Regions from separate parts of the Homo sapiens genome. Here region 1 is linked to region 2. The links are chromatin contacts, found by Hi-C in ENCODE. All regions are on one chromosome and are shown on one strand. Each heading gives the region's core, a stretch centred on a gene start or an enhancer-like site at or near the end of the contact. The rest is flanking DNA. Distances are from core to core; before and after follow the strand shown. Region 1 holds the start of NUP160 (nucleoporin 160). Region 2 overlaps CSTPP1 (centriolar satellite-associated tubulin polyglutamylase complex regulator 1).

Evidence for each region. Hi-C counts contacts between places; a loop is a spot of excess contacts on that map. Pooled maps may share reads with other maps.
Region 1: a map with no recorded cell type shows a loop between it and region 2 (5-fold over the local background). The contact joins the promoter of NUP160 here to the enhancer-like site in region 2. A Hi-C loop is called at or near these places in 1 of 37 single-sample maps with no recorded cell type and 2 of 50 pooled maps.

The regions. Positions count from the first base shown.
Region 1 is chr11:47,844,967-47,850,974 of GRCh38, reverse strand. NUP160 (nucleoporin 160) reads left to right here and starts at 2,625. Exons shown (of 36, transcript NM_015231.3): 1 at 2,625-2,756; 2 at 3,016-3,127. The coding sequence starts at 2,657. RefSeq lists enhancers at 536-585, 616-665, 2,128-2,687.
Region 2 is chr11:47,107,111-47,112,696 of GRCh38, reverse strand. The region is part of intron 3 of CSTPP1 (centriolar satellite-associated tubulin polyglutamylase complex regulator 1); the gene reads right to left. Among named protein-coding and RNA genes, the nearest start is that of ARFGAP2, 67 kb to the left of the region's middle. Within about 2 kb of position 3,124, at least 2 of the 41 ENCODE cell types and tissues checked have a DNase peak (open chromatin) inside an H3K27ac peak, as active enhancers do.

The DNA of each region.
Region 1 (6,008 bases), core at 1,376-3,875, 740 kb before region 2:
GAGAATCTCTTGAACCCAGGAGGCGGAGGTTGCAGTGAGCCGAGATTGTGCCATTGCACTCCAGCCTGGCCAACAATAGCGAAACTCCATCTCAATAAAATATATATATATATATATATATATATATATATATATATATATATATATATATGAGAATGAGAGAGAAGGAATTAAAACACTCTTGAGTTTTGCTGTGGGTGAGAGGAGAAGAGATATGGAGTAGTAGCTGCAGAGAGTGGAGGTCGAGGGAATGTTTGTATGCTTAGTACATACAGTACTAAGAGAAAAGGGGAAAAGACTGAAAATGGAAATAATTGAATTGCTAGAATGATGTCCTTGAGCAGGTGTTCTAAGGAAGTAGAAAGGTTGTCTCTGCATAAGCTCAGAGACAGTTTATAGTAACAGGAAGGGAAGGCAAAATATGTGGTTACAGATGCTGGTAGGTGGGGAGATGTCATTATAGAGGAAGTCCTCCCTTCCTCCTTCCTTCTTTCCAGATGGGTGTCTTTCTGGCCATGCTGGAGCACAGTGGCAGGATTGTAGCTCACTGTATCCTCCAACTCCTGGGCTCAAGAAACCTCCTATAGCTGGGACTACAGAGGCACACAACTATGCCTGGCTAGTTTTTTAAAAATTTTTATTAGAGATGGGGGTATGTTGCCCAGGCTTGTCTTGAACTCCTGGCCTCAAGCCATCCTTCCATCTCAGCCTCTGCTTTAATTTTCTAAATGAAGAAGCAAGCTGAGAGTCAGGATGACAAAGGAGGCAATGGAGGTTATAGGAGTTATGAAATATTCATTTAGAACAGTAAATGGAGAAGGCAAATACAATGTGTTTGCTGGGCAGCATTATGGGCCCACTCAAGGTACATGGTCCTGATGGAGTTACAGGGAGGCATGTCAGTATGGGTGTATAGTTTTCTGTTTTCTTTCTTTTCTTTTTTTGAGACGGAGTTTCGCTCTTGTTGCCCAGGCTGGAGTGCAACGGCGAGATCTTGGCTCACTGTAACCTCCACCTTCCGGGTTCAAGCGATTCTCCTGCCTCAGCTTCCCAAGTAGCCGGGATTACATGAGCGCACCATCATGCCCAGCTAATTTTTCTTTTTTTCTTTCTTCTTTTTTTTTTTTTTTTTGAGACAGTCTCGCTTTGTCACCCAGGCTGGAGTGCAGTGGCGCGATCTTGGCTCGCTGCAACCTCCACCTCCCAGGTTCAAGCGATTCTCCTGCCTCAGCCTCCCGAGTAGCTGGGATTACAGGCGTGCACCACCATGCCCGGCTAATTTTTTGTATCTTTAATAGAGACAGGGTTTCACCATGTTGGCCAGGTTGGTCTGAAACTCCTTACCTCGTGATCCACCCACCTCTGCCTCCCAGAGCGCTGGGATTACAGGCGTGAGCCACCGCGCCCGGCTAATTTTTCTATTTTTGGTAGAGACCGGGTTTCACCATGTTGGCCAGGCTGGTCTCGGACTCCTGACCTCAAGTGATCCTCACGCCTTGGCCTCCCAAAATGCTGGGAGCCACGCCCGACCCGGGTGTATAGTTTTCTCCAGTCATGTTCAGCTACAGATTTGAATGTAGTCGAAGTTGTAGTTTTTACCGATGAAGAGTTAGGCAATGAAGTAATTTAATGGTATTCAGGATAAGAAAGAAACACCAAAGAAGTGTGGGACAGTGAAGATTTTGTAGAACAATGGATTCCAGGTAGAATGAGGGGACTGCACTGCCAAAGTTGGTGTCCCAGAGGGAGTGAAGTGGAAAGATAGAAAATGATGGTCGGAACCAGATAAATGAAACGGAGAATGACAGGGAATGGTTGTGGTCACTGGTAATAGAAGTGCTTTAACTTCTATTGGCTATCACTAAGGAACAAAACCTTCCCCGCTGGAGATTAGCATTTTCCTCGATTTTGAACATCTACTCCCACAATATCTTCTAAACACCCACTATGGGCCCTTACTGCATTGACAGCCAAGTGCAAGATCACGGGTGGAAGGAATGGCAAATTCCTTTCACGTATCCAAGTGAGTAGCACTCAGGTAACCTCAGCAAGTGGCAGCACCAAGGTTTACCACATTACGTTTCATTATACAGGAATACACGAATACAGTCTCTTGGGGAGGGGAAAGACCAAAACCAAAGGCCTTTCCCTCACTACCCCTTCCTCACCCCGCCATCCCAAGTGTCGCCACTGAAGAGCGAAGGGAGGATCGCCAAAGATTTACAGACGGACACCCTAACCGAGGGAGAGGTGACCATAAACCCGGGATCCGGCAGAGGACGCCGAAAGGCCGGGACTCCCCGGACCTCGCCCCTCCTGGTCGACTGAGCCCCGCGTTTTAGAAACAGAAACAAACCCGGCCCCGCCCCCTGCCCTGCGGCCGCTGAGAAAAGAGCACCGCCCTCCGGAGGCGTTCCAGCCGGCCACTGGAAGGTTCCCGCAGATAGAGTCTGCCTCCCCTGCCCCCTTCTCTTCTGGATTCCTCGCTGCCCACCCTCATTCTCCCGGTGGAAGCCTCGCAACGAAGGGCCGGAGCCGCCTTTCTGCTCCCGGAATGCTTCACCTGTCCGCAGCTCCGCCCGCCCCACCCCCGGAAGTGACGGCGACCGCGCGGCCCTGCCTTTGTTCCGTTGGGCGTCGCGGCGACGGCGGGAAGATGGCGGCGGCGGGAGCCCTGGAACGGAGCTTCGTGGAGCTAAGCGGAGCTGAGCGCGAAAGGCCGAGGCACTTTCGGGAATTCACAGTCTGCAGCATTGGTACGGAAATGGCCAGGGAGGGTGCGATCCCATCTGTCCCCTCGGGCTCCTCTCATGGGTCCCAGGGTCCCTGACGCCCTGTTTCATCCTCCTGAGTCCACATGCCTCTAGCCCCGGGATCAGAGATTCCTTGATGTCCGACGTTTTCCTCTTTTCTTTGTATGGGTTGTCAGTCTGTCACTCTCTGCTTTGTCAGCTCCCTTAGTCCCTGTCATTTCTCAGAAGACGCGTGTGCAGGCTGACCACGTTCATTTTGCAGGGACTGCAAATGCCGTGGCTGGCGCCGTAAAATACAGTGAAAGCGCGGGAGGCTTTTACTACGTGGAGAGTGGCAAGTTGTTCTCCGTAACCAGAAACAGGTTCATTCATTGGTAAGTGTTGTGGTTCGCCAAACTCCCCTGGAAGGTAGGGTTTGGTGTATAAATTTTCGTCGCTGTACCCAAAGTGCTATTCTAGAAGCGGTAATTGACACTTAGGGAAAGAGAAAGATTGTTTTTTCAGTTCGTATCAGAATCGGGAAAACTGAGACACAGAGTTCTAGAAGAGATACCTCTCCCCCTCCCCCCCCCCACCCCCACACACACATACACCAAGCAACACCAGAAGCAGAGGAAATGTAGCTTAGGGGAATAAAGCCCATAAGACCAATTTTAAACATGAACCCGTTATGTTTTTATAGTGCTTTACAGCTTCCTTCATTGTACAAATACGTTCGAGCTTCAATATGTCAGGCATTGTGCTAGGTACCAGGACGAAATGAACAAAACTGCAATTTTCATCATGCAAGACGTTGTAGCAATGTCAGAATAGATGTAGACCCACTTTTCATGGGGAAATTTTTTGGAGGAAAACTTGCCCTAGAGGAAAAATATACGGGTTATGAGAGGCTAATAAGAGGACCAAATATAATTAGTGGGGCAGGGAAAGGCTTTAAGGAATTCACAGTTACCCTGAGATCTAAAGGACACGAGGTTAGCCAGGCATGGGGAGTGGACAGAGAGGAGTCCAGCAAGTAGGATCACCATATGCAAAGGTCATGAAGTGGAAAGAATGTGGCGGGTTTGGAACTGACCAAAGATCTGTGTGGCTTAAGTGCAGTGGGTAAAACAGAAAGTGATGTGAGATACTGAGGCTGGAGAGGTAGGCAGGACTCGGACCATGAGGGACCCTTAGGCCATTTTTAAGGATTTTTGGATTTTATCCTAAGTACATTGAGTAATAATTGAAAGATTTTTAAAGAGTTACTAACATCAAAATTGCATTTTTGGATGGGAACAGTTAACACTAGGGATTCCAAAAGGAGGGAGGGAGGGGAGCAAAGGTTGGAAAACCTATCGGATACTGTGTTCACAACTTGGGCGGCAGGATCATCAGAAGCCCAAACCTCATGTATATAGGAATATACACACAATATACTCATGTAACAAACCTGCACATGTACCCCTGAATCTAAATTTTTTTAAATGTATTTTTAGAAGATCTCAGTCTACTTTGTGGAAAGTGGATTTGGATTAGATGGGTATAATACAAAAAAAATTTTGCTTTTATCATGGCCCAAGTAAGGGTTGCTGGTGGCTCAATTGTGGGAATGACTAGAAATAGAAAAGTAGATGGATTCAAGATACCTTTGGAAGATAGATTCACTAGGGCTTGGTGGTGGATTGAATATGGGGTAAGGGATGGTAAAAGAAGAGAGAACAAGGACAGCTCCCTGGTGTCTCATGTGACTAACCAGATGTGAGTGGGGAGGGGTTGCCATTTACAGAGATACCCGGAAGATGGATTTTGGATAGATATGAATAATTCTATTGGACATAGTAAATTTGAAGTACCTGGGGAGCAGCCCTTTGGAAATGTCAAGTAGGCATTGAAGTTTACAGGTCTAAGGCTCAAAAGAGTGACTTTATGTTAGAGATACAAATTTCATTTAATTAAATATTTTGGCTGGGCACAGTGGCTCACACCTGTAATCCCAGCACTTTGGGGGGCTGAGGTGGGAGGATCTCTTGAGGCCGGGAGTTCAAGACCCCATTTCTACAAAAAAAATTTTTTTTTCTTTCTGCTTTTTTTTTTTTTTCTTTTTGAGAGACAGTCTGGCTCCATTGTCCAGGCTGGAGTGCATTGGTGCAATTATGGCTTACTGCAGTCTCCGCCTCCTGGGTTCAAGTGACCCTCCCACCTCAGCCTCCCAAGTAGCTGGAATTACAAGTATGCACCACCATGCCCAGCTAATTTTTCTATTTGTTTTTGTAGAGATGGGGTTTTGCCTTGTTGTCCAGACTGGTCTTGAACTGCCAGACTCAAGCAGTGCCCCGTTCTCGGCCTCCCAACTTGCTAGGATTACAGGCGTAAGCCACCGTGTCCAGCCTGATTTTTTAAAATAAGCCAGGCGGAGTAGCGTGTGCCTTTCATCTTAACTACTCAGGAGGCTGAGGTGGGAGGATCCGATCATGCCACTGCACTCCAGGTGGGAAAAAGGGTAAGACCCCATCTCTTTTAAGAAAACAGGAAGAAAGAAAGAAAATTTGCTTGCCTAATGTATTTCAGTCCGTTTTTAGGGAACAGGGATATAGCAGGGAACAAAACAAAGTCCCTACTCTTATGGAGGAAGATAGGCAACAACAACAATAACCAAAAAACCCCAAGTACATGCAGTTTTGTTACAGGAAAAGGGTGCCGATCCAGACCCCAAGGGAGGGTTCTTGGATCTCGCACAAGAAAGAATTCAGGGCAAGTCCGCAGTGCATAGTGAAAGCAAGTTTATTAAGAAAGTAAAGGAAGCCAGGCATGGTGGCTCACACCTGTAATCCCAGTACTTTAGGAGGCCGAGGCAGGTGGATCACCTGAGGTCAGGAGTTCGAGACCAGCCTGACCAACATGGTGAAACCGTGTCTCTACTAAAAATACAAAATTAGCTGGGCATGATGGCACATGCCTATAATCCCAGCTACTTGGGAGGCTGAGGCAGGAGAATAGCTTGAACCCAGGAGGTGGAGGGTGCAGTGAGCTGAGATCACACCATTGCACTCCAGCCTGGGCAACAAGAGCAAAACTGCATCTCAAAAAAAAATGTAAATAAAAGAATGGCTACTCCATAGACAGAGTAGCTCCGAGGGCTGCTGGTTGCCCATTTTTATGGTTATTTCTTGATGATATGCTAAACAGGGGTGGATTATTCATGCCCCCACTTTTTAGACTCCTGATGTAACTTCCTGATGTTGCCATGGCATTTGTAAACTGTCATGGCGTTGA
Region 2 (5,586 bases), core at 1,875-4,374:
AAGCTCTTTGCCTTCATGGAGCTTATCTTGCAGTGGGGAAGACAGATAATGAATGATAAAGAAAATAAACAAATAGGCTGGGCGCAGCAGCTCACGCCTGTAGTCCTGACAGTTTGGGAGGCCAAGGCAGGCGGATCACTTGAGGTCAAGAATTTGAGACCAGCCTGGCCAACATGGTGAAAACCCGTCTCTACAAAAAATACAAAAATTAGCCGGGCATGGTGGTGCATGCCTGTAATCCCAGCTACTCAGGAGGCTGAGGCAGGAGAATCGCTTGAACCCAGGAGGCAGAGGCTGCAGTGAGCTGAGATTGTGCCACTGGACTCCAGCCTGGGTGACAGATCAAGACTCAGTCTCAAAAAACAAACAAACAAACAAACAAATAAGCTATATAGAAAGTTAACTGAGGCAAATTAAGAGATTCAGTGATAAATATAATGGAAAAAAAGAGAATACAGCAAGTCAGAGATAGGGAATATGAGGTGGTACTGGTGGTTCAATTCTCTCTAGAGTGGTCTAGGTAGGTTTAATGGAGAAGGTAACACTCAAGTGAAGATTTGAAGGGGTTAAGGAGTAACTGATACAGACATCTGAGGGAAGAGCATTCCAGGCAGAGGGAATAGCCATTACAGTCTTAAGGAGGGAGTGTGCCTATTGGGTAAGAGGAACAGCATGGAAACCAACATGGCAGGAGCCAAAAGAATAAGAGGGAAAGGAAGAAGAGATGAGGTTAGAGAAATAATGGGCCAGTTCATGTATATGGCCTTTTAGCTCTATAAGCAAAGATTAAATGAAATATTCACATTAAGTGCTTAGAACAGTAAAATCGTACATAGAAAACATTTAATAAATGGTATCTACATCTGTATTTACATGAAGATCTTCTGTTCCCTAAGCAGAGCTAGTCTGGAGGAGGTCAGGCTACAGGAACTGTAGCACCATTTATGTACTTTGGTGGGGTTAGAGAGTCCTTCAACATTTTTAGAAGTACAGAAATCAAACAGATCAAAGGCCTAGGTGATCCGCAGCAGCAAGCAGAGATGGTTAATTCTCTGCAGGTGCTCAGAAAACTGAACTAACTGAGGCATGCAAAGTCAACATAGCATCAATAAAAGACAGGGAAGGAGTGGGGTGTGGAGTGGGGTGGGCTTGGCTAAGGGCTGAAGCCAACAGGAGAGTCGTTAGCAACATAAGAGAGAAAGCAATGGAGCATGGAAGCATCACGTACAGCAGTCGAAACTCATTCTGATATCAATGCAACCGCAAAGTCATGATGAAAATGACTACAAACCACCGGGGAGTAAGCCAGGGAGCCCAGCAACATGAATGCACTCGTAGCGGGGAAAAACAAATTAAGAGATTCAGGCAAAACCATTCCCTTTCCTGGTGGAGGCTCTTTAATCTTTAACATCTCTCTCTTGACACTAGGCACAGATCTTGCCCCAACAAGACAAAGGATAACTTCTGAGAAGCTAATAATTCTCGTTTGGGTGAAGGACTCTTGAGGAGATGAGTGCCATGTATCTGCTGGACTAAAGATGTGTTCTCAGGCCGAGGCGGACAGATCACGAGGTCAGGAGATCGAGACCATCCTGGCTAACACAGTAAAACCCCGTCTCTACTAAAAAAATACAAAAAAATTAGCCAGGAGTGGTGACGGGCGCCTGTAGTCCCAGCTACTCGGGAGGCTGAGGCAGGAGAATGGCGTGAACCCGGGAGGCGGAGCTTGCAGTGAGCCGTGATTGCGCCACTGCACTCCAGCCTGGGCGGCAGAGCTAGACTCTGTCTCAAAAAAAAAAAAAAAAAGATGTGTTCTCTTGGTCATACTGTCTCACGCTGGGTGGATCAGGGCTAACCCACCTCCATGGCTTTCATGACTGAAGGGGCTTCAGGGCCCTGGAGTTGCAGACAGGAATGCAGTCTTTTTGGGAACTGGAGGCAGGCAAGAATATAATAAAGGCTAGATGAAGATACCCAGGCTGGGCTTTAAACTGCTTTAAATTGTGCCAGTTTCTTCTGGCAACTGCCCTAAGGAAAGCAAAGCCAGGCACCACCCAGTGGAAATCTGGAAGTGGGCATACTTTGTGGCATCAATTATGCCAGTTTGGCCAGGAAGTTTGTAGTACTTGGTCTCTATGACCCTGACCTAACCTACTCAATAAGGGGCAGTTTAGTCTGAGTCAGAAGAAATGAAGAGCGACTCGATATTGTGATCTTTGACTTAACGTATTCAATTTGTAATTAAGACCATTATTAAAATCAGTATAAGAAATCATGTCTTCTCATTCCATTCCTCAAACTCTCTGTCTGTCTGCCTTTACTATTTCCTGATAGTAACCATGGATATTTGCTTTAGAAGTTCTTAATTGCTACATTCTTAGCTACTTATTTAGTCAATATACTAAGTGTCAAAGGTATGCCAGGGACTGTGCTAGATTCTGGGGAAACAGCAAGGGATAAGACAGATAAAAATCCCTATTTTCATGGTACTTACATTCTAGTGTGTATGTGTGGAGGCAGTGGTTGGGGAGACAGAGAATAAAAAGTAACAAAGAAAGAAATACTTTTAGGAAGTGAGGAGAGCAATGACATAAATCAGGCAGGGTGGTGTGATACACAGTGACTGAGGGTGGGACCACATGAGATGGCTGTGCCAGGCTCATCTTTGAGAACGTACCATTTGAGCTGAGAACTCACCAGATGAGAATCAGCCAGCCATGCAATCTAGGGAAAGAAGGAAGGGCAAAGACCGGGAGATGGGAATCAGCAACAAGAGTGTTTTGCTTCCCGCCTCTCCATTCTGCACACAAATGCTATTTCTCTGTCTCTGGCATGTTGCAATCTAGCATGTTAAAGAAATTGCTCTATGATGCCTAGGAAGGGAATAATATTAAATGAAACAGAATTCCAAGCCTTACCAATTACTGGAGCTACATACTGCCATGGGGGAGGGTGGGGACACTGAGGAAAGATAAGGCAAGGGCTGTGGAAGCTGCCCCAGGCTGCCCCATTTCACTACTGTGGTTAACTGGCAAAGGAGTCCATGCAAATGAGTGCAGGATGTCCAAATCGCAGCACTGTTTCACACATCATCATTTCAAGTCACCGACTGACAGGATTTAGCACTCTGTGTCTGGCAGCAACCAGCAGTGAAGCAGAGAGAATTCCACTGGATTATCCAAAGCATCTGACCCGCAAATGAGGAGTGAGCAGAACATTTTTAAAAAACAACTCTTGAGTGGTTCAGTGAGCCAATTTGACATCGAAGAGAGACACACAAACATCCAGCCACCTCTGAGGCAAAAGGTCAATTTCTTCTGCTTGTCCTCGGTCCTCAGAATCCAAGTTACTGATGTGAGCTCTGTCCCTCATTTTCCTAGCCAAAGGGGTAGATGTGAAGCACAGACAGGCCAGATACAGTGTTCTGGGACAACACACCATTGTCTGAATCCAGAGAGCATCATGGCTACAGTGGACGAGAGTAGGCTCAGTGGGAGAGGCTCAGGGAACATCAGAAGTGCAGGGCCTGTCTTTTGAAGATAAAGTCTGGCTAGATCAGCTTTTCAGTGAAAGAAGCCAAAGTCTGCAGCCAGATCTTCATTTTTGGTGAGCCCATCACAGATTCCAGGTTTAGGATGAGGGGCTAGAATGAAGGGAAAAGGCCAATTATCACCCTATAAGAAGTAGATAGGCTAGGGGCGGTGGCTCACGCCTGTAATCCCAGCACTTTGGGAGGGTGAGGTGGGCGAATCACTTGAGGTCAGGAGTTCAAGACAAGCCTGACCAACATGGTGAAACCCTGTCTCTACTAAAAATACAAAAATTAGTCAGGCATGGTGGCCGGCGCCTGTAATCCCAGTTACTCAGGAGGCTGAGGTAAGAGAATCGCTTGAACCCAAGAGGCCGAGGTTGCAGTGAGCTGAGATTGTGCCACTGTACTCCAGCCTGGGCGACGCAGTGAGACTCCATCTCAAAAAAAAAAAAAAAAAAAAGTAGATAGTACTGAACTGTCCCACCCTTGTGGGTTTCTGAACTTTCTAATTCTCCAATCAAGTCCTGAGACCCTCCTGCTCCCCATCCTTCTCTCCTCCAAGCTCTTCTCACACAGCTGTGAGGTAAGATTTACTAGATGGAATGTGTTTGCAAAATCTGTTTTGTTCACTGTAACATGTTTATCAAAAAAGAAAAAAAAAAGCCTGTCCCTTCTCACTATTTAGTTTTTGGTGACTGCCTTTTGGGATCTGGAACTGGATAAACAGATGGACTTCACAGAAGAAATCAGGCGAAGCGCCAGGGTGTGTATATATATCTTAGTCTCACTGTATATACGGCAGATAGCCCTCGTGCAAACAGCTGTGCTGGTTTTGGAGGAAAGTGAGGGGACAGTGTCTCCTGGATGACAGTGCTCCCATTGCTCCAAGGTGTACCTCCCTGTGGTGCTTTGGGCTATAGGATGCCAGACAGATTCTAGAGTTCTAACCTCAGATATATGACCCTGATTTCATTTTCTGGCCTCTAGTTGTGGTAATTAAGGGTTGTGCCAGATCCCAAACTATTGCTAATTATTCATACTGGGTTTGCTATAAACGAGTGCTGAGTATTTGCACTGTGTATAGTGATGAGTACCTTTGCAATATACTGGATGCCTCTATTAAGGGGATGCCCAGGAGGGGTATGGTTTTGAGCGTCTGTGTGTGTGTGCGCACATGCGCACATGCAGAAGTTGTGGAAGGCCTGGACTACTGTATTTGCCTGGCCACAGAGAAGTATCACTGCCAGGGGAACAAGGTACAGTGATTCCTCATGTGCAGCACGCTGCTGCCCCAAGGGAACTGGGGGGGAATTGTACCGAGCAGTTTCCCCCTAATTTTTTTTTGCCACCTTGTCCAGTATAAATCTCTATTGCAGGGGTGGAGGTGGAGGAAGTAATTCTTTCTTAATTCAATGTGCTTCAATTCCCAGATATGAACAAACTTCAGAACATTTTAGGAGAATCTTCTAATAGAAAAAACATATTCATTTGCTTCACAGAGTAGGTTTCAGGTGGATGTCTCCTTCTCTCCTGGACAAACTCCTTGAAAAAAAACCATGAAAATAAAAGGCAATACTGTCCAAACAGGAAACTGGTGCCAAATAGAGGCAAAAAACCAAAGCAAAACAACTCCCTGAGATAGAGTGGACTGCATTCATTAGGTTCAGGTAGCTCAAAAGACAAGAACATTAAATAATTAGACTCCAACAGATCAAGGTGCTGTAGGTAATGGGACCTCATAAGGACAGAACAAAAGATCCTGTTTCTAACAAAGGTTCTACAGACCTTTATACTACAGTGAGCAATGAGTGAGAGGGATGCTGCCCAGGAAATGAAAGGACTCAATCGTTCCTCTTCAGTGAGCGGAGCCCAGGAGGAGTGTTCCAGGGCGCTCTCACAAACACTCTTTAATAATACCATCCAGAGCCTTTGATTCAAGGAACATGCTGAAGAATAAACAGCCTATTAATCTGAGTTTTCTGGTGTGCCTGAGTATACAAAGCAGCAATGAACTAACCCCTTGGCTCTTGCAAACATCCCGACTGCACACCATC